Linked DNA regions of Homo sapiens: regions 1, 3, 4, 5, 6 and 7 are each linked to region 2. A link is a loop called in an ENCODE intact Hi-C map of the cell type or tissue named here. Cell type or tissue: OCI-LY7. All regions are shown on one strand.

The links. Hi-C counts contacts between places; a loop is a spot of excess contacts. Peaks named below come from ENCODE experiments on the same cell type or tissue, not always from the same donor. Only the 100,000 strongest peaks of a DNase experiment are listed, where the experiment ranks them.
Region 1: a loop joins it to region 2, with 8 times the contacts of the local background. A loop is called at or near these places in 18 of 110 quality-filtered maps.
Region 3: it touches region 2 in a loop (9-fold over the local background); 10 of 110 quality-filtered maps call a loop at or near these places.
Region 4: a loop joins it to region 2, with 7 times the contacts of the local background. A loop is called at or near these places in 102 of 110 quality-filtered maps.
Region 5: a loop joins it to region 2, with 12 times the contacts of the local background. A loop is called at or near these places in 15 of 110 quality-filtered maps.
Region 6: a loop joins it to region 2, with 2.4 times the contacts of the local background. A loop is called at or near these places in 6 of 110 quality-filtered maps.
Region 7: it touches region 2 in a loop (5-fold over the local background); 8 of 110 quality-filtered maps call a loop at or near these places.

Annotation. Positions count from the first base shown.
Region 1 is chr6:24,522,697-24,526,696 of GRCh38, forward strand. It overlaps ALDH5A1 (aldehyde dehydrogenase 5 family member A1), which reads left to right. Exons shown (of 10, transcript NM_001080.3): 7 at 71-229. Among named protein-coding and RNA genes, the nearest start is that of ALDH5A1, 30 kb to the left of the region's middle. In OCI-LY7, CTCF peaks have their summits at 854, 2,297 (motif pointing right) and 2,499; DNase peaks (open chromatin) are centred at 925, 1,365, 1,777 and 2,295; H3K4me3 peaks cover 4,000 bases; H3K27ac peaks cover 3,570 bases.
Region 2 is chr6:24,693,310-24,697,309 of GRCh38, forward strand. The region is part of intron 1 of ACOT13 (acyl-CoA thioesterase 13); the gene reads left to right. It overlaps LOC124901278 (a long non-coding RNA gene), which reads right to left and starts at 2,462. Exons shown (of 2, transcript XR_007059508.1): 1 at 2,035-2,462; 2 at 1-1,436. In OCI-LY7, CTCF peaks have their summits at 2,433 and 2,635; a DNase peak (open chromatin) is centred at 2,432.
Region 3 is chr6:24,764,782-24,768,781 of GRCh38, forward strand. No RefSeq gene overlaps it. Among named protein-coding and RNA genes, the nearest start is that of GMNN, 8.2 kb to the right of the region's middle. In OCI-LY7, CTCF peaks have their summits at 2,113 (motif pointing left) and 2,324; a DNase peak (open chromatin) is centred at 2,110.
Region 4 is chr6:24,579,665-24,583,664 of GRCh38, forward strand. It overlaps KIAA0319, which reads right to left. Exons shown (of 21, transcript NM_014809.4): 5 at 3,940-4,000; 6 at 2,585-2,682; 7 at 1,262-1,349; 8 at 194-286. Among named protein-coding and RNA genes, the nearest start is that of KIAA0319, 65 kb to the right of the region's middle. In OCI-LY7, CTCF peaks have their summits at 1,588 (motif pointing right), 1,791 and 3,953 (motif pointing right); DNase peaks (open chromatin) are centred at 1,607 and 3,937; H3K4me3 peaks cover 471 bases.
Region 5 is chr6:24,280,916-24,284,915 of GRCh38, forward strand. All of the region lies in intron 6 of DCDC2 (doublecortin domain containing 2), which reads right to left. Among named protein-coding and RNA genes, the nearest start is that of KAAG1, 74 kb to the right of the region's middle. In OCI-LY7, CTCF peaks have their summits at 2,322 and 2,541; DNase peaks (open chromatin) are centred at 2,216, 2,466 and 2,956.
Region 6 is chr6:25,016,457-25,020,456 of GRCh38, forward strand. The region is part of intron 1 of LOC102724765 (a long non-coding RNA gene); the gene reads right to left. It also overlaps a transcript of RIPOR2 not described here. Among named protein-coding and RNA genes, the nearest start is that of RIPOR2, 82 kb to the left of the region's middle. In OCI-LY7, CTCF peaks have their summits at 1,718 (motif pointing left) and 1,919; DNase peaks (open chromatin) are centred at 1,165 and 1,715; H3K4me3 peaks cover 1,303 bases; H3K27ac peaks cover 1,617 bases.
Region 7 is chr6:24,493,573-24,497,572 of GRCh38, forward strand. ALDH5A1 (aldehyde dehydrogenase 5 family member A1) reads left to right here and starts at 1,397. Exons shown (of 10, transcript NM_001080.3): 1 at 1,397-1,778. The coding sequence starts at 1,425. It also overlaps a transcript of GPLD1 not described here. RefSeq lists a silencer at 1,403-1,792. In OCI-LY7, CTCF peaks have their summits at 1,779 (motif pointing right) and 1,979; DNase peaks (open chromatin) are centred at 1,449, 1,729, 2,109, 3,879 and 1 weaker place; H3K4me3 peaks cover 3,173 bases; H3K27ac peaks cover 3,551 bases.

The sequences.
Region 1 (4,000 bases), 170 kb before region 2:
GCCACACGTTCACTGGTCAGGTCTGCAGCTTCTGACAGACTGTGTGGGTTTGTTTTTGTCTCCTGTCCAGACTTGTGTTTGCTCAAACCAATTCTTGGTGCAAAGGGGCATCCATGATGCCTTTGTAAAAGCATTCGCCGAGGCCATGAAGAAGAACCTGCGCGTAGGTAATGGATTTGAGGAAGGAACTACTCAGGGCCCATTAATTAATGAAAAAGCGGTAGAAAAGGTAAGTATATTGTATTATTTGTGAAAGTAAATTTCATGGTTTCAATATGAAAAGCTTAATCAGCAAAAAACACTTTGGCTGGAGGGGTGGGGATAGAGAGGGGTGGGTTGACAGAATATTACAGCTAGACAGAAGGAATAAGCTCTGGTGTTCTACAGCACTGTAGAATGACTGTAATTAGCAACAATGTATTGTATATTTTCAAATAGCTATTATTAGAAGAGTAGATTTTGAACGTTCCCAGTATAAAGAAATGATCAATGTTTGAGGCGATAGATGTGCTAACTATCCTGATTAGAGTATAGAGTATGAGAGATCTACATCTATACATGGAATCGAATGGAATTTTCAATGATGTTTTCATACAAAAACCACAAAGGTTAAAATAAGTAAAAAATTAATAATAGCTAAAAAAAATGATGTTAAAAGGCAAAAAAAAAAAATGAAAACAAAAAAGTCATTTTGGTAAAGTGCCCAGCAAGCCTATTTTGTAAACAATGGAGAAACCTGAGAAAAGTGAATTCTGCCTACCAGTTATATGAATCGGGTTGTTGTCTGGTCATGAGCTGCTATAGCCCTGCCATTGCACCAAGTCCCCATGCGGTCTGTCACTGTAGCTCTTTACTGTCCTCCCTAAATTTTGTTATAGTGATGATAATTCTATCCCTCACTGCCTCAGCAATTAGGATCTTGAGACAAAGTTCATTCATCTTTTGGAACACCTATGGAATGGAAGACTGGCTTGGTTTTGAGATGGTTTGCGTTTCGGCTGTAATGCTGATGTTGTCCTGTTCTTTCTTCTCTTGATGACAAAATCCCTGTCTAAAACAGTCCTTCATGAAAGTATCCCAGCCGGGGGTGCAGAATCACAGATGCCGCGTTCAGGATTTAGAGATATTGAGGGGAAACTGCTTTTAGGAAAGATTTGTTTGTTTAAAAAAATGTTATAATCCATACTACTAGCTATATGAGACTTCTCTCCTTATTCTACTGTTTTAAAAAAATCCATTTTGGAGTCACAAGAAAGTTTCTTGTAATATCAAACATCCAGTTTTTTGTGTTTTTTTTTTTTTTTTTTGAGACGGCGTCTCGCTCTGTTGCCCAGGCTAGAGTATAGTGGTGAGTCTTGACTCACTGCAACCTCCGCCCCACTGAGTTCAATTGATTCTCCTGCCTCAGCCTCCCGAGTAGCTGGGGTTACAGGCACCCACCACCACGCCTGGCTACTTTTTGTATTTTTAGTAGTGCTGGGGTTTCACATGTTGGCCAGACTGCTCTCGAACTCCTGACCTCAGGTGATCCACCTGCCTCGGCCTCCCAAAGTGCTGGGATTACAGGCGTGAGCCACCATGCCTACCCAGAAATGGTTTTAACGGAATATTTTAAATCAGGAAGACAGTAGAAGCTGAAGATTGTGTGTGGGAAAGAAGGGAGGAGAGGTGGTCAGAGGGAGACACACAGTGGAGGCACAGCCAGCCCCTGGATGCAACTGAAGAACCAGAAGCAAGTGACAGCCAAGTCAGTACTCATCATGGGAAGCACAGCCCCACCGCTGTTCCTCAACCTCCTCAGAGCCTGAGAACCAAGCCCTGACTCCATGGCTGCCTCCACCCCGTGGGCAGTCAACTCAGCTGAACCCACATCCATTGCCTTGGGAAACCCAGGGAAGCCTCGAGGTTTGACAGAGCTCTGATAAATTTCTAGTTACTGTCTTGGGATTACTCTAGATAAAGAAAATACATTAAAATTTACATTGGAACCACCTGCATTTTAGAGGTGACTTTGGACCTTGGGGACAAGGCAGGGGTATTCACTTGTCTAGTGAAGGCAATTTGGGTCTAGGCCAGCTGTGGTTCAAGTCCTAGAGTGGTGGTCCTTAACTCACACCGTGCCTTTATCGACTACAGTTGCCTGGGACCCATCCAAGAAGACTAGGTGTTAATTTATGTGTAGTCAGCCTAGGCATTGGCATTTTCTAAGTGCCCCAGTATGATGCTAGTTTGCAGCCAGTCTGGGAAACCACTCTGTCTTGAAGATTTTTTTCCCCAAAGGGAAGACGCAGACATTGTCCTCCAGATGGTGCTGTACGCCAGGACTTCAAACAAGCAGACAGCGAGATTTCTTTTTTGCTGGAGAGAAATTTGGTGGAAACCACCTTGTTTAAAAACACTTCATTGTGTTGGCTTTAGTGTACATACTGTCATAGAGTGGGTTCTAGGAAAAAAACACTGCATCTCACATTAATATGACAAGAAAAGGGCAGAGCAGATTATATTTGGGGAGGAAGGGGGTATTTTTGTTAAGTAGAATTATTTTTATAATATAAAATTCATAGAAAGTAAGCCATCCTAGCCGATGGGGATTAGTTGCAGGTGATGCACTATGAGAGCATTGCAGGAGGGGCATGGATTTCAAAAGAGTCAGTCTCAAAGACAGAATGCACTCACACCTATATTTACCTTCCTGAAACCCTATAGAAAATTCAGCTGAGGGCCGGGCACAGTGGCTCACGCCTATAATCCCAGCATTTGGGAAGCTGAGGCGGGTGGGTCACTTGAGGTCAGGAGTTTGAGACCAGCCTGACCAACACAGTGAAACCCTATCTCTAAAAAAAAAAAAAAAGAAAAGAAAAATTAGCCAGGTGTGGTGGCAAGCACCTGTAGTCCCAGCTACTCAGGAGGCGGGGGCAAGAGAATCTCTTGAACCCACGAGGCGGAGGTTGCAGTGAGCAGAGATCGCACCAGTGCACCCCAGCCCAGCCTGAGCAACAAAACAGAAGTCAAAACAGAAGTCAAAATAGATGGGTCTACCCAGGGGAACCCTGCAGAGGAAATTGGTGCCATTTTAAACGACAGAGCCTTTCTAGAATTGGTGGCTACAGAAAGTAGGAATAGGAGGAGGGGAGGAGATGAAGCTGGTTGATTCTACTTCTGCACAATTTTCTGGGTCATTCCCACCATCCCTTCTCACCACGACCACCACCAAGACACATGAGACAGCAGAGGCATTTGTTCTGGGCAGGACAGCTTTTCTGAAGAAATATAGTAGGTATCTAGGCAGACTACAGCTTCAAGAGCGAGGCTAGGTACCTCAGGGTAGGGCTCTCTCGACTTTGCCTTTTGGGGAAGGGAGCTGCCCTTATGTGAAGCCTGCAAGTTAGAATAAACCCAAGCTTAAAACAGCAAAGACCACTCATGCCACACATCCCCAAATTGATCAACCCAGTCCTTGTGTGTGTGTGTGTCCCCCAAACACACTGCTGGAGCTGAGAAGGAGCTGACCAGGTTAGTTTCGACAACTCAGTCCTTCATTCAGAAAGATGAACAACCAAGGATCATGATGGGAAAACCACCAGCACATAAGAGGAAAGGTCAGGAAGAACAAACAGAATAGTCCCTGAAGGAAGCAGATAAATTAGGGAACTGGAAGGAAATTTTCTAAAAATCTCATAGTGTCCTGCAAGAGTTTTGGGAAGATAGTACATCTGTAAACTGTTAATAAGAAGTATGTTCTAGGCTTAAAGTATAATAATAATAAAAAAAGAAGTATGTTCTAGGAAATGAAGCAATGAAAACAAAGAGTCTGTAGAAATTAGACATATGACTGTCACAAGATTCGGTACCTGAAGTAGATGATAAAATTTCGGAGATCTTATGGAGTTTAAAGCAAACTATAGAGAGGCAAAAAATATAATAGAAATGCAAAAAAAAATCAGAACTAATCTGAACTCCTGTTAATACCCGTCCAGTAGTAGGAGTTCTGGAGTGAAAT
Region 2 (4,000 bases):
TGTGCTTGAGGCCCATTACAGACACCCTTACTGAGCCAGAGACATACATTCCTTTATCTGTTTAGCAGAGGCAGTGGAGGCAGTGGTGGTGAGCTGCATAGCAGCCAGCAGCAGTTACAGTGATGGCAGTGGCTTGTTTATCCCACTGCTCAGCAGAATGCAACCCTTTTAAAAAAAGACCAGAATGATCTGAGATGCCAAGGCTTAAAGAGAATTCTTGGTTCTCAGCTTCATAAAGGACCATCTCAGTGATGAATAACAGCATCTTCACTGCTGTTATTAGGCAGCCCTTCTCCCTATCTATCTTTGCTGAAAAAGTGAGGAAAGGAGAGACTCTGTGTCATGTGGAGTGTCTCTTTGTGATGAATTGTATCTCAGATGGGAGAGGGAGGGTGAGGGGCTATGGCAACCTGAGTCTTTTTTTTTTTTTTTGAGACGGAGTCTCACTCTGTCGCCTAGGCTGGAGTGCAGTGGTGCGAACTCGGCTAACCTCCACTTCCACCTCCCAGGCTCAAGGGATTCTCCTGCCTCAGCCTCCCAAGTAGTTGGGATTATACGTGTGCCCCATCATGCTTGGCTGATTTTTGTATTTTTAGTAGATACAGGGTTTCACCATGTTGGCCAGGCTGGTCTTGAACTACTGACCTCAAGTGATCTGCCTGCCTCGGCCTCCCAAAGTGCTGGGATTACACAGACGAAGTTGCATAAACTCATATGAATGCATGAAGTGCAAGGAAGAGACAGCACGATATAAGGCCATATATAAAAGGGACAGATTATTGTATATGTGTGTGTACATGTAAGAATTGTTATGATATACTGAGGAGCCCATTGTGGCAAATAGTGCTGAGCCATAAAAGTTCTTGCCAACCTACTGCAATTGTCCAACCTGCAGGATCCTGGGACTGAACACATCTGGACAGTTCTCTGTATTGTTAGGCCATGGCAGGTAAATTTTTGACCCCTTGACATCATAAAAGCCTCCATACCATCTTCACCAAGACACCTAAGGAATCAGAACCCAGTTGTCTGTAGCAGTCCAGGTGATATTTGAGGGTAGGCTGTTTTGCATAATGGTTAAACCTGAGACATCCTAGTTAAACTTTTCGACAGTTTCTCATCTGTAAAATGGAGACAATAGTATTCACTTCAAACATTGGCAGCACTGAGACAGCACATGTCAAATTGCTCAGCATGGTCTCTAACATGGAGTTAGCTATGTTGATATAACTGAATAAACAAGTGTGTGCCCTACAGCCCATCTTTACCAAGGCTGAGATGTTTTTTTCACAAGGTTCTCTCCCTACTCCCCTTCCTCATCAGAAAGAAGTTAGCTTTGCATTGGCCTCTTCCCCAGCAAGACTACTTATTAGCTCTGGGAGGGTGGGCAGGACATTCCTTCATCATCTTCCGTTGGTTTAATTCTCTTATTTGACCTGAGGAGACAAGAATTGAGAACATATAAAGGCATTTATATTGCCATATCAGGCTGCCCAGTAAAAAATTCTCTCTATTCCAATGTAAATTTTAAAACAATTTTATTAGTATGTCCTTTGGCCTTTCAAGTTGGGGGGAAAAATCAAAACCAGTATTCTGTACTAGAAAAATCTAACTGACATTTGTCTTACATTTTGTCATCCCAGCCAAAGTTAGGTAATCAAATGGAACTTTAAGAACTAAGCTTTACTGAACAAACTGTGCCTTAAAATACACTTAAACTGAGGCGCGGTGGCTCATGCCTGTAATCCCAGCATTTTGGGAGGCCGAGGTGGGTGGATCACCTGAGGTCAAGAGTTCAAGACCAACCTGGCTAACATGGCAAAACCCCATCTCTACTAAAAATACAAAAATTAGCCAGGCATGGTGGCACGCACCTGTAGTCCCATCTACTCAGGAGGCTGAGGCAGGAGAATCACTTGAACCTGGGATGCAGAGGTCGCAGTGAGCCGAGATTACACCACTGCACTCCAGCCTGGGTGACAGAGCGAGACTCTGTCTCAAAAAACAAAAACAAAAACAACACATTAAAACTACCTTTGCTGTCTACAAGCCGCTCGTATTTAGTTCTATTTCTTCAACTGCCTGGCTTTTTCCCTTATCTTCACCTGGATAACTCCTGCCTGTTCTTCAAGACTCAGATGTCGTTCTCCAGGAAGCCTTTCCTAATGTCTTTTCCCTGGAAATATACATTTTTAAAAGTTAGATATCTTTACTCCAAGAAACCTGTATTTATTCTGTCTACAACAGTTTCTTCCTCTGCAGTTTTTGTACTTGTCTCTTCCTTTAGACACTGAACCCGCTAAGAGCAGGGATTAAACTTCATTCATTTTTTACATTGCCAATGCCTGCTATAAAGAATCACATAAATGTGTGAATGAGGTTAAGTTTACACCTTATTCCTGCTCGGTGTGTATTATTTAGTTTATGAGGACATCTTGTGGCTAGATCATTTATTGCTATAAACAGACGATCATAGGCCAGGCGCGGTGGCTCACGACTCTAATCCCAGCACTTTGGGAGGCCAAGGTGGGTGGATCACCTGAGGTCAGGAGTTCGAGACCAGCATGGTGAAACCTCATCTCTCCTAAAAATACAAAAATTAGCTGGGTGTGGTGGCATGTGCCTGTAATCCCAGCTACTTGGGAGGCTGAGGCGGGAGGATTGCTTGAACCTGGAGGGCAGAGGTTGCAGTGAGCCGAGATCAAGCCACTGCACTCCAGCCTCAGCAACAGAAAAGGACTTCATCTCAAAACAAAAAACAAACAAAAAAACAAAAAACAAAAAACCCAACAACAAAAATCCTGTTCTAAAATTTATTTTTGACATTGATTTACCTGTTTTGCAAAACATGACATAATATTGTTTAGGATGTTTTATATCGCGTGGTTCTGTTTTCCTTCAGGGCCTTCAACAATAAAACCACTAAATAGGTGGTTTGTGAAACTCTCAAATGTCTTCCTGGTGGGAGTCATACCTAGAGGTTACTCATATATAGTTAGTGATTGGGAGATGTGAAGGTGGAAAGACCTACATCTACATCTCAGTTTCCATCACATCTTGGGTGATCTTGAAAATAAATCACTCTGAATTTAAGTTCTCTGCAAAATGGATGTTGTCTCTTCCTTACTATATAGTATATGTAAAGTGCTTGGCACAGTGCCTAGCATATCAAAGTGCCTAATAAATGGTACTTATCTAGAATATAACCAACCATTTAATGCTTGAGACATCCCCCTACTCCCAAACACAACAGACACACCAAATACTCATCCATATTCTTCCTGAACACCTCTAGTGAGGGTGGAAATTACTGTTTTGGATGCAGCACATTCCACTCACAGCTCAGCTCTAACTTATACCATGATATTATACCCTGATGGTTTTTCCTAGTAATTTAAACACAAATATATAAGAAAACTTACCTTTCCATAAGTTGCCTTTTTAAAGATGTTTGATATAAAAATCATAAATTCTTTTTTTTTTTGAGACTGAGTCTCCCTCTGTCATCCAGGCTGGAGTGTAATGGCATGATCTCAGCTCACTGCAACCTCCACCTCCCGGGTTCAAGCGATTCTCCTGCCTCAGCCTCCTGAGTAGCTGAGATTACAAGGGCACGCCACCACACCCGGCTAATTTTTGTATTTTTAGTAGAGACTGGGTTTCACCATGTTGGTAAGGCTGGTCTCAAACTCCTGATCTCGTGATCCACCTGCCTCAGCCTCCCAAAATGCTGGGATTACAGGCGTGAGCCACCGTGCCCAGCCAAAAATCATAAAATTTTAAATGCATTGTTGCATATGTTTATCTTTCATGTAATACTTTTTCCTTATACTTACTATAAATGGGCCAAAACCTTAAAAGCAGTAACTTACTTTGCTGGATTTTATTGTTACATTTACACTTTATACTAACATGGGTTTATAGTATAAAAGTTTTTTTTAAATGCTAGTAACTCAATGACTGAATTTGTCTTTTAAGTTGAACTGTTCATTAAGTGACT
Region 3 (4,000 bases), 71 kb after region 2:
GGTCCTTCATACCTTTTACCTACTCTCTTGCATTTCTCACATTGTCTTCTAATAACAATTAAACATACTTTTCTGTTCTTCCCCACTGGGCCTCCCTTTCGCCTCTGGTTGAGCTGAGAAGAGTAACACAAACCATGCCACTAGGACCCACACCAATGCTTCCATTCTCCCAAGAAGGCCAATGGCCAGGGCAATCGACAGTAAGTTCTTGAGGGCAGTAGGACTGTGTCTGTGGCACCATCATACCCTCAATACCTAGCCCCCTACCTGGCAAATGGTAATTGCTCAGAAGTTGTCTGCTTTATAATGATTGAATGAACCACATGACCATGTGTCCGCAATTGGTGGGTTCTTGGTCTCACTGACTTCAAGAATGAAGCCACGGACCCTCACGGTGAGTGTTACAGCTCTCAAGGCAGTGTGTCTGGCGTCTGTCCCTTCTGATGTTCAGATGTGTTCGGAGTTTCTTCCTTCTGGTGGGTTCGTGGTCTCGCTAGCTCAGGAGTGAAGCTGCAGACCTTCGCGGTGAGCATTACAGCTCTTAAAGCAGCGTGTGTGGAGTTGTTCATTCCTCCCGGTGGGCTCGTGGTCTTGCTGGGCTCAGGAGTGAAGCTACAGATCTTCACAGTGAGTGTTACAGCTCATAAAAGCAGCGTGGACCCAAAGAGTGAGCAGTAGCAACATTTATTGCAAAGAGCAAAAGAACAAAGCTTCCACAATGACGAAGAGGACCCTAGCAGGTTGCCAATGCTGGCTTGGGCAGCCTGCTTTTATTCTCTTATCTGGCCCCACCCACATCCTGCTGATTGGTAGAGCCGAGTGGCCTGTTTTGTCAGGGCGCTGACTGGTGCGTTTACAATCCCTGAGCTAGATACAAAGGTTCTCCACTCCCCATCAGATTAGTTAGATACAGAGTTTCCACACACAGGTTCTCCAAGGCCCCACCACAGCAGCTAGATACAGAGTGTCGATTGGTGCATTCACAAACCTTGAGCTAAACACAGGGTGCTGATTGGTGTATTTACAATCCCTGAGCTAGATATAAACACTCTCCACGTCCCCACCAGACTCAGGAGGCCAGCTGGTTTCACCTAGTGGATCCCGCGCCGGGGCTGCAGGTGGAGCTGCCTGCCAGTCCTGCGCCGTGGGCTCGCATTCCTCAGCCCTTGGGTGGTCGATGGGACTGGGCGCTGTGGAGCAGGAGGTGGTGCTCGTCGGGGAGGCTCGGGCCGCACAGGAGCCCATGGAGTGGGTGGGAGGCTCAGGCATGGCGGGCTGCAGGTCCCGAGCCCTGCCCCGCGGGAAGGCAGCTAAGGCCCGGCGAGAAATCGAGCGCAGCACTGGTGGGCCGGCACTGCTGGGGGACTCAGTACACCCTCCGCAGCCAATGGCCCGGGTGCTAAGTCCCCCATTGCCTGGGGCCAGCAGGGCTGGCTGGCTGCTCCGAGTGTGGGGCCCACCAAGCCCACGCCCACCCGGAACTCCAGCTGGCTCGCAAGCGCCGCACGCAGCCTCCGTTCCCGCTCCTGCCTCTCCCTCCACACCTCCCTGCAAGCTGAGGGAGTGGGCTCCGGCCTTGGCCAGCCCAGAAAGGGGCTCCCACAGTGCAGTGGGGGGCTGAAGGGCTCCTCAAATGCCACCAAAGTGGGAGCCCAGGCAGGGGAGGTGCCGAGAGCAAGCGAGGGCTCTGAGGACTGCCGGCATGCTGTCACCTCTCAACTATATGCTAAATGTTGGAATAGAACTTTGAGAAATGTCATCTTTCCCAGGCAAATAAAAAATTATAGAGTAGGAGAGTTATTCTTTTTGGAGGTGGACAAAGGGACTAGCTGATTTCTGGAGGTCCCTACCAATCCAATGATTCTGAGTTTGATTTAATATATTCCTTGTGTGGGGAAATAGTATCATTTTTTTCTTTTTTATTAAAATTCCGAAGAACATTACATTCTTAGTAATGTTTAATGAAATGAAATGTTTAATGAAACATGTTTAATGTTTAATGAAAGTCTAGTTTGCTCAGTAGGTGAGAAAGATCAATATAGGTTGTTAGATGAATGAGTCTTTCAAATTAAAGATCTGCTTTAATTACATTAGATAGCATTGCCACCTAGTGGGTAGTACAAAATTCTTCACGGAACTACATGCCATGAATATTTCTTGGTAAATTATTGTGAATAAGGTTATTAACGTTCTGAAACTGAATCTAAACCGGCTAGTTCAGGAAGAATTCTGTTGGCCTGCTATTTACTGTACGCAGGAGTTCCAGCTAACTTCTTATCATGAAGTCAGCAGAGATTTCGGATAAGAAAAGTTCAAAATTTCTCCGAGACTTTTGTCCTTATAATAAATCCCACTAAGGGGGTTACAGAATTATGTGTTCAAAATATACTTGAATAAATTTTTTTTTTTTTTTTGAGACAGGGTCTCACTGTGTTGTCCAGGCTGGAGTGCAGATCACTGAAGCCCTGCCCTCCTGCCTCAGCCTCCAGAATAGCTGGGATAAAGGTGTGTGCCACAAAAACTGGCTAATTTTTGTATTTTCTATAAAGACAAGGTATCACTATGTTGCGCAGGTTGGTCTTGAACTCCTGGGCTTAAGCTATCCTCCTGCCTTGGCTTCCCAAAGTGCTGGGATTACAGGCATGAGCCATTGCACCCGGCCCTTGAGTAAATTACTTTCTCTGTGTGGTTACATTATCAATTTGCTACACAGTTAGAATTGTTTTAGGGTTTGCTGTTTCATCCATTCTTATTTAATGTTTTCGAACATTTAAAAATAAATATTTCAAGCATGGAGAAAAACTAAAGGTTTTTTACACTAAACACCTGTATACCCACTGCCTAGATTCTACCGTCAACATTTTAATATATCTTCTTTATTGCATCTACCTATACATTCCTGTCTCTATCCATCCATCTTATTTTTATTTTATTTATTTTTTTTTTTGAGACATTGTCACGCTCTGTCACCCAGACTGGAGTGTAGTGGCGTGACCTCGGCTCACTGCAATCTCTGCCTCCTGGGTTCAAGCGCTTCTCATGCCTCAGCCTCCCGAGTAGCTGCGATTACAAGCACCCGCCACCAAACCCAGCTAATTTTTGTATTTTTAGTAGAGATGGGGTTTCGCCATATAAGCCAGGTTGGTCTCAAACTCCTGACTTCAAGTGAGTGATCCACCCACCTCAGCCTCCCAAAGTGCTGGGCCCATCTTATTTTTAAATAAACATTTCAAAATAAACTGCATTTTGGCCAGGGACAGTGGCCATTTACTTTAAAAACCGAATCTGGAATCTAAGAAAAATTAACCATTTTGGGCCAGGCGTGGTGGCTCATGCTTGTAATCCCAGCAACTTGGAAGGCTGGGGTGGGCAGATCACCTGAGGTCAGGAGTTCGAGACCAGCCTGGCCAACATGGGGTAATCCCGTCTCTACTGAAAACACAAAAATTAGCTGGGTGTGGTGATGAGTGCCTGTAATCCCAGCTATTCAGGAGACTGAGGCAGGAGAATCGCTTGAAGTTGGCAGAAGTGGCCGAGATCATGCGACTTCTGTCAGCCTGGGTGACAGAGTAAGACTCTGTCTCAAAAAACAACAACAACAACAACAAAAAAACCCCCTGCATTTTACAAAACATTTAATAGTTCAAAAGTGAAAAATTAGGTTGGGCGCAGTGGCTCACGCCTGCAATCCCAGCACTATTCCCCCATCCTATTCCGCACTCTCTTAAGCAACCACAAACATTTTCTATTTTTCATTAGTTTCAGATGTAGCCTTTCTCTGTGGGTTTTTGTAGTTGTTGTTGTTGGTGGTGGTGATGGTGGTTAGACAGAGTCTGGCTCTGTGCCCAGGCTGGAATGCAGTGGCACCATCTCAGCTCACTGTAACCTCAGCCTCCCGGATTCAAGCAATTCTCCTGCCTCAGCCTCCCGAGTACCTGGGACTAAAGGTGTACACCACCACACCTGGCTAATTTTTTGTATTTTTAGTAGAGGCAGGGTT
Region 4 (4,000 bases), 110 kb before region 2:
CGAAAGGTGAAGGGAAAATAAGCACAGGATAGAGGAGCTAAAGGAACTAAAGAAGACATAAAACTAAAGAAGGAGGTGATCGTTTATCAAAGTAACAGCCCATAAGTCCTCCTAGCTTTGATGCAGAGCACTCATTACATTTCGTAGCACGTAGAGAAAAAAAGAAATCCCTAAACTATCTCAGGATACACACGGCTGCCATCAATGAGGGCTGACGTCAAAGGCAAAGTGAGCTCTTGCAGTTGGGGAGAAACAACTGCTACAGGTGGCAGGTTGACTCTTCTGGCTGTAACAAAAAAAAGGACAGTGACTGAGCCCATCTTGTGTAGGCATATGTCATTACCCACATAAAATCATCTACTTTAAAAAATTGATTATACATGTCCTGTCAAGAAGGTGTTTATCCTACAGGCCTCAACTATGGAGAGCACTTTTTAAAGTCTGGAGTCTCTCTATGAATTTCAGGAGCTTGTCTGGACATTTACACTTTTGCATGTAAGCCCAGGCTCAGTGAAGATGTACAATAATAACCAAGGGGCTCATCACAGAATGTGAGCAGTAATTACAGAGCAGGAGCAAGGGATGAAGGGATTACAGTTCCAGCTCCTTGGATTGAGTGGATCTTATATCTCTAACTGAAGGCAACTCCCCCCCCCACCCCCCATAACCATATGCAAAAGATAGAGCTGTCAGGCCCTCAGGGTGGGCTGAAGTGGGTACAAGGGAGGTTCACCTTGATTGGGTCGGTTGTGCCCTCAGCACAGGTGAGGGGTTGGTGGAGGCTGAAAGCCAGCCCATGTTCTACTCACCAAGCCAGGGCTGTGCCCACCCAGCCCAAGAACCACCTGTTTCTAATTCACATGAATGCACTGACCGATGGGCATACATTTTCCCCTGACCTCTTGGTTGCTCAGTTGAATGTATTCAACATGCCCCTGCTTCGAAGGTGAAGCTGAATCACGGAGAGTGGAGGTAGAAGTTAGAGTGGATGGTGTAAATGTCAGATAGAGAGGGCTAAGGTAGATTTGCCACCATTCGAGAGCAGCCAGCAATAACCTTGTCAAGCAAGTACAAAGTGTTATGCGAAAGGTAGAAAAAAAAACCAAAAATATAATCTTTGCGTGTTTTCTCTACAATGGAGCCTAATACAAAATAGGTTTTGTCTCTCTAGGTAGATAGGTAGACAGATATAGAGTCATCCAGGCACCAAAAATTGAGATAAATATGTACAACAGGAGGTCATTCTCTTACACCGGCTTACCAGGCTTAACAGTGACATTGACAAATCCTTCTCCAAAGGCGTTTTCACTAGAAACAGTGACTTTGAAGACATAAAGTCCGACGGACAACTGTAACATAAAGAAAAGTTGTACAGTTCAACATGCAAGACGTGATGGGTCCACTACGTAGAAAAAGCTAAAATGTCCCAGAAGCCGCACTCCTAAAGTCAGCATAGAGAAGGGGCTCAGGAGACAGTCTCATTTGGATCTGTCAAGAGGCTGCCGCATGTTTGAAGCCTGAATTCTGGAGCACTAAAGATCACCTAGACAGGCCTTTAGCTTCGCTGCAGAGGGCTTCAAAGAGGCCTGGGTGAGATGGACCAGCAGAGGGCAGCAGTTCTCAAATGTGTGTATGGAACCATGCATTTTTACCACCTAGCTCTGGTGCATTGGTTGCCGGTGGTCTGGATGCCACACTTTGAGAAACACAGCTCCATGACATGAGGGTGATGCAAGTCTGTGTTGTACCATTAGCTGTGTGGTCCCAGGAGATGAAGTCAACATAATCATCTGGTAGGAGACTAGATCTCTAGTCGCTAAGTCGGTTTATATATCCTCCTAGGCCAGAAAGAGGGCATGTTTCTTGTGAGTGCTTGTATCATAGAACAATATGTGATAGGGCAAATTGTGACCTGGAATGGAATTATTGGCAACTCTAGAGATGTGCCGGACTGAGAACCAGAGATAAGTAGAATGTCCTTAACACTGCAAGGAGAGCAAGAGTTACAACAGGTTTTTAACCTCTCTGCAATGCTTGTGGGACAACCAGGCTCTTTTCCCCAAACTGAGATATACTAAGTAACCCAAATAAAGAAACGCCATCCAAAGCCTCTTAACCATCTGCCTGCCTACTTGCATGCCTGAAACTTTATTCATTCATATCCTACTTTTGATCTTACCATGAGAAAGATGTTTGCAGCTGGGCGTGGTGGCTCATGCCTGTAATCCCAACACTTTGGGAGGCCAAGGAGGGCAGATCACTTGAGGTCAGGAATTCAAAACCAGCCTGGCCAACATGGCGAAACCCCACCTCTACAAAAAATACAAAAAAATTAGCCGGGTGTGGTGACGTGCACCTGTAATCCCAGCTACTCAGGAGGCTGAGGCAGGAGAATCACTTGAACCCGGGAGGCAGAGGTTGCAGTGAGCTGTAATTGCGCTACTGCACTCCAGCCTGGGCAACAGAGCAAGACTCTGTCCCCAAAAAGAAGAAAGACGTTTGGGTTCAGTAGCTAAGAAGGTATTAACTGAGCTCTATGCCGTTACGCTGTGCTGTTAGACACAACCAGTCTCCAGTTACTTACTTGAGAGAGGTTAAGAGTTTGCTTGTGTCCTTGTTTTATTTCACCTTGGTAGTCTGTGGGGTGGCTTATTAAATTCCATTCATAGTTGTAGGTTGTTTCTGAGAGCAAAAAATAAATATGAGTAGTTATAAATTCTGAGAGGACACTAGATAACCTGGGCAGAGGGAAGATGACAGCCTTTAAACCACCAGTGCAGATTACCTTAGATATACTCAACTCAGCTTTCTTTTTTTTTTTTAACTTATATATATATTTTTTGTTTATTTGTTTTTATCCCCTCACTCTTGTTATCATCTTATGAACTTGACTTTCAACTATCAGCCAAGATAACATGTATCTTCTTAATGTAACATTTCTTTTTTTGTTATAAAAACATACGTCTTACAGGAAATTTTTAAAATGTATAAAGTTAAAAAAAAAAAAACCTCCCTAACTTAACCATTAGTATGTGATGAGTTTTTTCCTAGGGGGCTACATCTGACTATCCATATCAGTTTTAACATAGTATAATACATTGTGCTTTTCTCTTTTTAACAAAAGGCAAGGAGATTTCAATTCATTTGATCTGTTGTAGGGGTTTATTTAAGGACACAAAAACAGTATAAACATGTCTATGTTAAGATGAAACTGTCTCCCAGCTGCAGATATTAGTAGTTAAAATATAAGGTACCTCACCTCAAAGGATTAAAATGCAAATGCCAAATATTATCATCTCTGTGTATAAAATTTTGACCAATATGTGGTGGAGAAAAAAATGAATTAAGGAACTAACCTGAATGAGAAATAGTCAAACACCTTAAGAATGAGTTTACCTTAAAAACAATGCATTTGACAGGCCACAGGTCCCAGGTCAAATGCTTACTGAATGGTAGAGCACTGGACAAGTAGAAGAAAGAGCATTTTGAATAAATTTTTTTGAGCAGCTAGTGTGAGGCATCCTGAGAACCTGAGAGCCGTGATTGTCAATGCCACAGTATCTGCAAACAAACCTATGGGTGCACGCCACTTCCCTCTCATCCCGGTGGAATCTTCCCAGGTTCTATGGGTTATTACAGTTCAAGAACTGGTACGTGGCAGCCTCTCCTGATCTGCTTTGCATCATCAGAAATTTATGACTTTCCATCCTGACCAATTAAACGATATATACTGTATTTAATTTCCTAGATTCTTACTCCATTTGAAACTATTTCAACAAATGTTGATGCTTAAGAATAATCAAAGCCTTGTCCTCCACCTTTGTTTGTGACGTCGTGCAATACTGTGAAAAAGAATCGGCGTTGTAAATAGCCTGTAAGGACCTGCTGAAGAAAAACACCCCAGTTCCTAGTGGTCAGGGAGGAAGGTTAAACTCTCACCTACAGGTGGCGCTGGCGCAACAAAGGCCTTCAGTTCAACTTCATTGTCGGGTAAAGTTAT
Region 5 (4,000 bases), 410 kb before region 2:
TGAGATGCTGTTGAACTTGCAAGGACTGGAATGGAACCCAATGAATGGGAAACCCTGTAGCTCAGCAGGATCATTTTCTGCAGTTCTCTGGGGAAAGCATTACTCACAAAGGGGCACGACAAGGGAGACGCAGAAGCCCCACTCTGGAGTGCGTGTCTTTCTAAGTCACCACTCTTGTTTATGAATAGACAGGAAAGTTCCGATTTATCAAATTTCTGATAAAGACACTCGAAAAAGGGTAATTTTGGAGTATCAAGAAAGACTAATTGATTCAAATCACTACATAATGCATAGATTTTGCAGTTGACACTCATGCATTCAATTATTGAGTAATAACTACTTTCCAGGAACTTTGTGAGTAAAAAGTAAACTAAACTAAGACAGGAAAGAATTGTTTTGTAATTAGAAAATTTAAAATAATTGAAATGCTTTTTTTTTTTTTAAAGATAGGCTCTTGCTATGTTCCCCAGGCTGGCCTCAAATTCCTGGACTCAAGCAATCCTCCTACCTCAGCCTCCTCAATAGCTGGGATTACAAGCATGTGTCACTGCACCCAGCTAAATGCTTTTAAGAAAAAAAAAAAAAAAAAAAAAAGGAGGGTGAAGGGGGAGAAGAGAAAAAAGTTGATTCATCTAAAGTGTTCATGTGAAAATACATAATACACTATATATATAAATTATATACACATATAATTCATATATTTGTTTTACACAATTACATAAATTATACATAGTTAGAGAGGGGAAAGGACAAAGGGAGAGAGGGAGCTTTTTCTTTCTGTAAGGCTTCCACATGTGACTTGTAACTCAAATACATAGATAGTCATTGCTATTGGCAGAGCATAAGAGATAGGGGAGTTTTGCTATCTCATACAGCTATCCCAGAAATAAAACGATATCACTGGGTGTCCCTTACATGCTACATATACATTAACACAAATACTTAACAAATTTATAGATAAGTATTATTATCACCATTTTATAGATAAATAAATTAACTTTCTAAGGGTCTGATTTTTCTACTACACTGAAACTTTCTAATGTCCAAAGCACTAAAAACTCCTATTACATAGTATGGTTCCCTAAAACAGCCATCCCAGAAGTAACAAATTATGGCTTTTTCTCAAAGTGGAAGAAATCAAGAAGCAGCCTAATTTGACAGGGTGTCCTATGCAAAAACTAGACCCCTTGAGATACTCCAACCACTGTCCTGCCCTTTGTCTCACATGCATATCAGTATATCCAAAAGGAATACCAAATCTCTGGCTCAAACAAACAAAAAGCCTAAAACAGCCTCCAATCATCCCTCACTCTACCAAGATTGGGATATTTTTTGTTTTGTTTTTTTTTGAGACTCTCACCCTACTGCCCAGGCTAGAGTGCAGTGGTGCTATCTTGGCTCACTGCAACCTCCGCCTCCCAGGTTCAAGTGATTCTCTTGCCTCAGCCTCCTGATTAGCTGGGATTACAGGCACCCGCCACCACACCTGGCTAATTTTTGTATTTTTAGTAGAGAAGGGGTTTCACCATGTTGGCCAGGCTGCTCTCAAACTCCTGACCTCAAATGATCCTCCCCACTTGGCATCCCAAAGTGCTGGGATTACAGGCGTGAGCCACCACACCTGGCCAAGATTGGGATACTTCTTAAACAGTTCCCTAGGCTCTTTCCAACTAGATCCAACCAACTCAGGTTTTTTTCATTAGCATAAAAACTCATTTCCAGTCCCCATGAAAATGTGCCAAAAACATATAGACCAAAAAACATCAAATTTAAAATAATTTCGTGAGAGGTTTGCCTCAGTGAGCAGCCTTCACGATGTATTTCATGGGTGCACCCAGAGACATTATAAGCTGGGGGTGGGGGGTAGGGACTAGACGGGGACTGCACCTGACATTTCTCTCATCTGCATATCTGGTGATGACAAGAGTAAGAAGCCCTTTTACCTATACCAGCCTCAGTTTCCCCCATGGCAAAATGGAGTTTTGGAGTATAAGGAATTCATCTTAATATGTGTATAACTTGCTTCACAGTGACATTGTGATACTTGAATAATAACGAAATTTTTTTGTCAAAACCGTAGAAATCATAATATTTGATCCTGTAAACTACTGACCATAAGATGTATAAGCCAAATGGTAATAAGGACAACAAAAGATCATTTAGTCGTTGGCTTTCACTTTCAAATACTTTCCTAATTTTTTCGTCTTTTCCGATAGAGGGTGCTATGATTCTACATGGTGTCACCTTGTCACTAGAAAACAGCCTTCTGCAGATGGGTTTATTCTTCAAGCTCAGCGAATTTAAGATAATTTATTTACATCTTCCTTTTGTTTTTAAGGCTAGAATCACAACTTAAAATTTTTCTCAACATGCTAATTTCTGTGACTCCCGCAGCACTGAGGCTATAAAAGGAATGACTTCTGGTCTGTCTTGCTTTGCACAAGGCATTCCCCAGGCTCCCTGACCAACTCAGTTACGCACCAGCAGGGGTCCCTGTGTACACTATGGCAGCTGCTTTCTCTCTTTCTCTCTCAAGCTCTACCAGTCCCTCATCCACACTCCCTTCTATATGCAAAAGAGCAATTCCTAGAAAGCCATGTAGGGAAAAATAAATTTCTAAAACTCTAGTTCTGTGTCCCCTTTGATTTGCATCATGAATTTAGGGTGCTTTCCCCATGGATTTTGCAGTGGTTCCTACAGCCAGAAGCTAAGCTCTCCCCACACAGTCCCCTTCACTCACACCCCTCCTCGCAGTGCCAGGCAGCTAATGATCTATAAAATGCATGCATTCTCCTGGGAACCAATTCATTAAAGGAAAGGAGTAAATTAATCCTGTTAAAAATCGAGCTTGTGACTTTGGATTTACTGGCATAGGAAGTTCTGTGTGGCTCAATGCCAAACATTCACACACTGCCTAAGCCGAGTTTGTGAGAACCTACCAGGCACTGGGCACTGTGCCAGGGGTTATTCTCCTCTACTCAAACGTGACCTCCTGAAAGAGGCCTTTCCAACCACCCAGCTGAAATAGCACCCTCTCTCACTTCCTCTTCCCATGTCTTCATGTATTTTTATTCATGTTTATCCCTGGTGTATATCACACGTATTGTGCATTTGTTTCTGGAATGTAACCTCCGTGCATTTAGTACTTCAGAATCTCTGGGCCCTGAAGCACCAGAACAGTCCCAGGACATCATATGAACTCAATAAATAGTTGTTGGATCAGCGAATCAGTCAATGACAATATACTCAAAGAAGAGTTATAATAGATGTCCGCCCCCACTGCGGCCACCTAGCGGACTCACCTATATCACATACCTGTACGTGTCCCACTGCCTCCTGCTTCTATTCTTGCCCCAAACCATTTCTCTAGAGATACCACAGCCAGAATGAGCACTTAAAAATGTAAAGCAGGCCAGGCGTGGTGGCTCACGCCTCTCATCCCAACACTTTGAGAGGCCGAGGCAGGTGGATCATGAGGTCAGGAGTTCAAGACCAGCCTTGCCAAGATGGTGAAACCCCGTCTCTACTAAAAAAAAAAATACAAAAATTAGCCAGGCATGGTGGCGGGCGCCTGTAATCCCAGCTACTCGGGAGGCTGAGGCAGGGAATTGCTTGAACCCGTGGGGCAGAGGTTGCAGTGAGCCGAGATCATGCCACTGCACTCCAGCCTGGGCAACAGAGTGAGACTCTGTCTCAAAAAAAAAAAAAAAAAAATTTTTTTTGAAGCAAATTATATCACTCCCTCCCTATAACCCTCAAATGGCACCCCATCAAGAAATAAAATCCAAACTCTTTGCATGCCTATATGATTGAGCCCTGCCTGCCTCTCCGATTTCATTCACGGCCTTCTTTCTGCCCTCCTCACATGCCAGGCTCTTTAGCAAGGGCCTGTGTGACTTTGTTTCCTCTGCCTTGGATGCTCTTCTTCCCCGGCCTCATCCCTGGCACAATTGGCTGTGTTAGATATCATTAAGGTCTCAGTTTCAGACAATTTTATATA
Region 6 (4,000 bases), 320 kb after region 2:
TGTATGTTCAGTTTTCATGACATTTGTTACTGCACTTAAGCATTCCACAGCATGACTTAATTGCTGCTGAAACACCTAAGAGGAAAGAGAAGGAAGGAAAATGAAATGTTTGATCTTTGAATGACAAAATAGTCACGAATCTGGGAACATTAAGTAACTAGAGATGGAGTTAGCGTCACAAGCAACACACAACAAAAGTCTTGTGTCTGGCGATAATAAAGTTCCCTTAACTGATTCATCACTTCTTCCCTTGCTATAATTATGAACATTCTTCAAAAAAGTTCTGACATTAAAATTTCAAACTCTTGTTACTTCTGCTTTTCTATCTCATAATTAGAAAAATTTATTAATTCCAATTTTAGTTCTGGGTTTCTAAAAATTTCCAGGAATAAAACCTAGGGAGAAAGATCCTCTCATTGTATATATCTTCTAGGGGATTCACATTCTGGGTGCTTCACTTAGACATGGTAAGTTGATAACATAGGGAAACAAAAGATCTAAAGAAAGTAGCCAGCCTCTCCCAGAGATTGCAAACCAGCATGCAGCCAGCTGGCAGACACTTTGTGGGGAGGTAGGGACTGGAACAGTGTTAAAAGAAGTGGCACCGGCACGGTGGCTCACGCCTGTAATCCCAGCACTTTGGGAGGCTGAGACGGGTGGATCACCTGAGGTCAGGAGTTCAAGACCAGCCTGGCCAACATGGTGAAACCCCATCTCTACTAAAAATACAAAAATTAGCCAGGTAATCCCCGTTACTTGGGAGGCTGAGGCACGAAAATCACTTGAACCCAGGAGGCAAAGGTTGCACTGAACTGAGATTGCGCCACTGCACTCCAGCCTGGGTGACAGACTCTGTCTCAAAAGAAAAATGGCATAAATGCCATTTAGGCAGAGCAAAAGCTCGGTTGTTTGCCACAGTCCTCCCCCATTTTTACTGTCTTACATCTAGATCGCCTGCTTTTTTCTGTTGCCTGCTTACAGGCTTTGAGTTCGCAGTTTATGCACACATTTGCTGATGCTCCCCAGATTTTCTTACTTTTGGTATGTATTCAAATCAACCCATTTCTTTAAGACTTAATTCAGGTGTCCCCTCTTCCACAAAGTCCTTCCGGCCCTCTGGTCTCACCTGGCCACGCCTATCACCCCTATTCAGTGCCCTTCAGTTTTAGTTCTTACTTGTTCTCTAATTTGTTCAGGAGTAACCAAGTGGTAAACGCCCAGAGGGCCAGGTTGTGATTCACTGTTCTTGTATTTTGACCCAGGAGAGTGGTAGCTGCGGTGTGGGAGCTCAGGTTAGCTCACAACAGTTTTTTGACAGATGGGAATGCAGGAATCAGCAAAGTGAGGGAGTGTGGACCCTGGCACAGCCCAGTGGGCTTGCATTGGTTTCAAAAGGAAAATGAAAAGTTCTGTAAAGTCTTCAGGACACCTATGACAGAAATATTCTCTTGGAAGTTCAACATTGATATTTTGGTTCTTAGTAGAATAGTTAAAACACGTTTCTGCTTAAAATCTCTAAGTACTGAGGGATGACAACAGGTAGGATGAACATAGAAATACAAGCAATTTCGTAATATCACCTAGGAAAGCCATAGCATTGAGCTTAAGTATTTGGTGACTGTATCAGTTTCCTGTGACTGCTCTTACCTCCTTGCTTATTTCAAAGTCTGAAGGGTTTCATGTTGGGTTTAGAAAAGCTGTAGAGCGGCGCCACCTGATGGTTACTACCCAGAGTGCCTGAACTGACCTTGCAATTTCAAACGCAGTATCTTGGCTAGCTCAGAAGACTTCTTCCTAATGCTTTACATGAAAAGAGCAAACTGAAATACGTTCCTCTTGGAAAATCAGAAACATAAAGAAAATGTTTTAAATTTTGACAGAAGCAAACCCACTCATATACAGAATAATCTACCACCAAAAAAGAGTTTGTATATGATATTCATTGAATACTATTAGATTTCAAATAGGTAATAAATAAGATTTTATTATCCAGTTTTTCTTTCTCCATTTTTTAAAAGCAGATGTTTTTTCTATATAGAACGCTCCTTAACCAATTGTTTGATTATACCCCTCACCCCTTCCAACAAACACAATGTATTTATTTATTAAAAAAATTTATCACTTGCCCTGTAGAATTTTCCACATTTTGGTTTGCGCGAATTGCTTCCTCCAATATGTTTAACTTGTTTGTATTCCTTACATTTCCTATAAACTAGTAGTAAGATCTCGATTAGATTTTATTAAATCCCAGTTCTATTTTTGGCAAGATAATAGGTGATACTCTATGATGCTATATTAATCAAATCCTGAAGCACGTGCCTAGCTGTCCTACTTATCATGATATTAAGATTGATTTGTGGGTAGAGGTAATGTCAGTTGGAATCCTCTATTATAAAGTTCCCCAATAACTTTTCATTGAGAGTTTGGATATCTATTGATGATCATTGTCTCCATCCATTGTTTCATGAGGACTGCAAAATAGTGATGGTATAAGTTTTATTGTTACTCATATACCTATTAGCTGGGATTTTCTCATCATCTATTTAGTTAGCTTGAAATACAGTTCAAACAGAAAAGAAAGAACAAATATGTGATCAATCTCTTTAAAATATATATTTAGAATAACAAAATAGTGTCCGGCAACCTTCAAAGGTGAGCAGTGATGTTTTGTGTTTCATTAGGAATTCATAGATTTTTATATTTGATGTATTTTAATCTATTGCAAGCATTATTCTTGTTGATGCCCAGATGGTCCCACATTTGACAAATGCATATGTTTTTAACATAAATACTCTAATATGTGGCATAGTTGTTAAGAAAGCAGGCATACTGTAATGTTCTCAGGAGAAATTATTACCACTCTCAAGGAAGGCGATTTAGCAATATGTATTAGGAGCCTTAAAAAACGTATGCCCTTTGATTTATACTCTAGGATCAAACATAAAGCAGCCTTTTCTATGAAAATAATCAGGAACATAGCTAATAATTGTATAAAGATATTAATTCTAGTGAAAAGTTAGAAAGAGAGGTCGGCGGGGCGCGGTGGCTCACGCCTGTAATCCCAGCACTCTGGGAGGCTGAGGCGGGTGGATCACGAGGTCAGGAGATCGAGACCATCCTGGCTAACACGGTAAAAAAAAAACCCCTCTCTACTAAAAATACAAAAAGTTAGCCGGGCGTGGTGGCACGTGCCTGTAAGTCCTGGCTACTTGGGAGGCTGAGGCAGGAGAATCACTTGGACCTGGGAGGCGGAGGTTGTAGTGAGCCAAGATCGTGCCACTGCATTCCAGCCTGGGCAACAGAGCAAGACTCTGTCTCAAAAAAAAAAAAAAAAAAAAAAAAGAAAAGAAAGAAAGAAAAAGAAAAAAGAAAAAGATGTCAATAAGTATGATAATATACTGTAGCTACCATATTAAAAATCCAGTTTTTTGAAGAATTCTTGTTATCATGGGGATTTTTTATATTACATTAATTGAAAGAAGACTACCAAAACTGAATACATGGTGTGATCCCAGCTATTATATATAATATGTATATAAACAAAAGACTAGGAAGTCATACTTCAAAATATTAATAGTTATATCTGGATAGTGGGATTACAGGATATTTTTATGTCTCATTTGTATAGTTCTTTACTTTAAAAATTATTTCCAGTATTATGTATCACAATATGTCTTATTAAAAATCAGCTAGTATTAAAGGTTTTTCTGGACAATGTTAATTTGCTATTGTTGGAATAATAAACCAAGTAAGTCATTTATAATAAACAAGTAGAATGTCTCCTTATGTGTTAGTGAAAATTGTGCAAGAAAAAAAAGAACACTTTTCCCTCAGCCAAATGATCCTTCTGATTTAGTTAGAGAATGAAAACAGAACTAAGCAGGATTTGAAATAAAACATGCAGGAGCCTTCCTGAGATAGGTTATATTTTTCCTTCTAGAATCTGCTCATTGCAATTAATTAGGCTTCTCCAAGAGTAAATTTTCCCTGTACTATCCAA
Region 7 (4,000 bases), 200 kb before region 2:
CAGCTCCCCAGCCCCACCTGTGATACCTACTGGCCCACATCCCTATTAGGACTCCCTGGTTCTCCCCAGTTCCTGCAATAAAATACAGAGCAAAATAGTGTGAAATTGATTAAACTCTACTGTTATCACTTCTGCCATATGTGACTGGCTCAAAACTCAATGGATCTGACTCAGCAAAAGACAAAGTCAAAATTTAAAGTTACTGCCTCGGCATTTTGCAAATGTCCTAGAAAAAAATTCAACGTCCTAGAAAAAGGTGAAAGCTAGCAAGATACTCTCAACGCTGTAGGAGTTGAGAAAGGGAGATATGTAACCTAAAATCAATGCATAGGGCTGGGCTTCATTTGCACCCACAAATTCCCAGCATACGCCTGCTATTTTTATTTTTATCCTCATTAGGTTTTAAGCTTCCCTGCTGCTTTCAGAGTCTTAAGCCCAAGTCTAATTTTTTAACGGATGAAGAATGCTGTTTAAAGGTGCTCAAATACCTTGGTTGGATAGTATGCTCAATCCTTATACCTTGGTTGATTCAATTTTGACAAATGCTTCCATTTACTAGTTGGTGACCCAACTTTAATCTTACTAGTGGCTTGACTAGGGTAGCTAGTATGACTTTGAACGCTATATTGAATTTAATGTGGCAACTGTAATGAGCATTTTACGTTATCTCACAACAAAATGGGGTAGATATGGTTCTATTTTATAAGTGACTGGACTAAGGTTAACCTGTCGGTCACACAGCTTGTCGGCAACAGACTTGAGTTTGGATCCTAGTCTGTTTATTTCCAAAGCGCTGTTATTTATCGGGAGCAACCCTAGGAGAATGCCTAGACACACACCCAAAAAAGCAGCCAGGCAGCAGAACGCGGGGTCACACTTCGACCCCTCAGAGAACGATCGCTCCCAATCAATACTACGTGCTCAGGAGCTACAACTGAAGAAGCGTGATCACGGCCTTGGCATTTAGGGCAGGCACCAGCGCATCTATGGACCGCGCACAAATTCCGGGGATGCCGAATTTGGGGGATGCTAAGGGGAGAGAGTGGGTCTCTAGCAGCGATTGGGGGCTCAGGAGCAGTTAGTGACAAATGAGCACCCGAAAAGTGAAAAGGTGACAGCAGTCCGCAGGTGCATCTACTGGCGAGCCTTCTCCATCCCCGAACCCAACCCTCCCCCGGGAGAAGGTCGCGCCAGGAGAGAAGCCGCGCGGCGCTTAGGGCAAGGTGCAGAGGGCGGCGCGGCGGTGCAGCGAGAAAGACGCGGAGAGAGGGCGCTGCTCTGTGGCTCTGCAACCTTCCGCCAGCTCCCACGCTTTCCCCGCGCGTCCCCGGCGCCTCCTCGCTCCTCTTGCTTCCCCGCGACCCCTGCGTTCCCGTGCGCGCGCGCCCGCTTGCCTGTTTCCTGTCGCCGTCGTTGCCCGGGCCATGGCGACCTGCATTTGGCTGCGGAGCTGTGGGGCCCGGCGCCTCGGGTCGACGTTTCCAGGCTGCCGCCTCCGCCCCCGCGCCGGCGGCCTGGTCCCTGCCTCCGGGCCTGCGCCCGGCCCGGCCCAGCTCCGCTGCTACGCTGGGCGCCTGGCGGGCCTCTCTGCGGCGCTGCTGCGCACCGACAGCTTCGTGGGCGGCCGCTGGCTCCCGGCCGCCGCCACCTTCCCCGTGCAAGACCCGGCCAGCGGCGCCGCTCTGGGCATGGTAGCCGACTGCGGGGTGCGAGAGGCCCGCGCCGCCGTGCGCGCTGCCTACGAGGCTTTCTGCCGCTGGAGGGAGGTCTCCGCCAAGGTGAGAGAGCCCGGATGCAGGGGGCCAGAGCTGGCCGGGGACACGGCGGGGAGCAGAGGGGGCTTTACCCCAAAGTGACACCAGCCGCGTCGCCTCCCTCCTGTGCTCAGTTCCCCAGGGTATACAAAGTGGAAAGTCAGAGCAACAAGGGAGACGACCGACAAATAAGTTTGGAGCTTCCACTTTGAGCCGGGCACTAGGGACACGACCCCTGCCCTCAAGCCTCATCAAGTTATGCACTGCCCAGTAGGGGAGGCAGAACGTGAGCGCCTAATACAAGCGAGCTGCTTGTTATGGTCAACAAGCCTAACCGTGGAGGGGCGGGGAGAAAGGGGAGGGGTGTCAGGGAAGTGAGAGCACGTGTGGCCCTTCAGAGTAGCTGAAATATCTCCGCAGCTGCAGGGAGCCCACGCAGGAGGCTGCTTCAGCGGCCCTTGAGAAGGCTGGTAGTGAGGGCCCCTGGCCAGAATCATGGGATCGGAAACGGAGAGAACTGTAGAAAGATTTGGGTTTTGTGCAGGGGAAGAGAGAAATCCAGGAGCGTTCTCCAGGTTTTCACCCTAAATGGATAAATGCTGCTATTGGCCATTGCATAGAGAACACTGGAGAATTGGGAGTAAGGGGTGGAGGGCCATTAAATGGGAAGAATAGAGTAAGAAGAAAACTAAGAAAGTAGTTTCTTCCTTCTAATATTATATTATTAAACCTGGAGTCAACGCAGTGAAATTTTTTACCGTGTCCTTCAAAGCTCTCCCTCTGAAGGAATGCATCCAGCGATCCCTACGAGTACAAGAGAGTCTTAGCACTCATTCATCCATCAGCTGTTTACTGAGCACCTGCTGTATGCCCTGCACTGTTGGAGGTGCTTGGGATACCTCAGTTAAACGAAAGAAGGATTCTGCCCTTATGGAGCTCACATGGGGTGGAAGGGGAGCAGAAGAGAGATCAGAACTCTAAACAACAAACATAATATCTAAGCAAATAAGTATGTGAGAGATGCTGAGTGCAATATGGAAAAAAGGTAGAAGCAGGAGAGGATCCGGGCCAGAGGGAAGGGGCAAGATGCAGCATCAACAGTGTGACCAGGCATATTCCTCTGCTAGGGCTGCCATAGCAAAGTACCACAGACTGGGTGGCCTGAACAACAGACATTTCTCATTTTACCGCTCTGGAGGGTAGAAATCCCAGATCGAGGTGTTGTCAGAGTTGGTTTCTTCTAAGGCCTCTCATTGGCTTGCAGAGAGCTCAGCTTTTGTCTTTGTATCTCATCAGACCTCAATTTTAGACTCATGGAGTCTGAGATGTCTGTTCACGCCCAAGTGAGGATGTAAAGTAAGCAGTTGGTTATATGAATGAATCTTCCCTGTGTGTCTCCACATGGTCTTTCCTCTGTGTGTATATGTGTCCTAATCTCTTCTTCTTTTAAAAACAGGAGTCAGATTGGATTGGGGCCCACCAGAATGACCTCATCATAACTTAATTCCCTTTTTAAAGACCCTATTTCCAAATGCACTCACATTCTGAGATACTGGGGGGTTAGGACTTCGACATGTCAATTTTGCCAGGAGCACCATTCAGCCCGTAACATCAGGGTAGGTCTCATTGAGGACATGAGATACAAAGACCAAAGGAGGTAAGTGTGTCCGGAGTTGGTTCCTGCCGGTAGGTTTGTGGCCTCGCTGACTTCAAAAATGGAGCCGCGGACCTTTGCAGTGAGTGTTACAGCTCTTAAAGATGGCATGGACCCAAAGAATGAGTGGTAGCAACATTTATTGTGAAGAGCAAAAGAAGAAAGCTTCCACAGCGCGGAAGGGGACCCGAGTGGGTTGTCGCTGCTGGGTGGGTGGGGCGTGGTGGCCAGCTTTTTATTCCCTTATTTATCCCTTCCAGTGTTCCGTTTCTGTCCCATCAGAATGCCTTTTTTTCAATCCTCCCTGCGATTGGCTACTTTTAGGATCCTGCTGATTGGTGCGTTTTACAGAGCGCTGATTGGTGCATTTTACAGAGCGTTGATTGGTGTATTTTACAATCCTCTTGCTAGCTACAGAGCGCTGATTGGTGTGTTTTTTACAGAGCACTGATTGGTGCATTTTACAATCTCCTTGGTAGCTCCAGATCGCTGATTGGTGCATTTTACAATCCTCTTGCTAGCTACAGGGTGCTGATTGGTGTGTTTTACAGGGCGCTGGTTGGTGCATTTTACAATCCTCTTGTAAGACAGA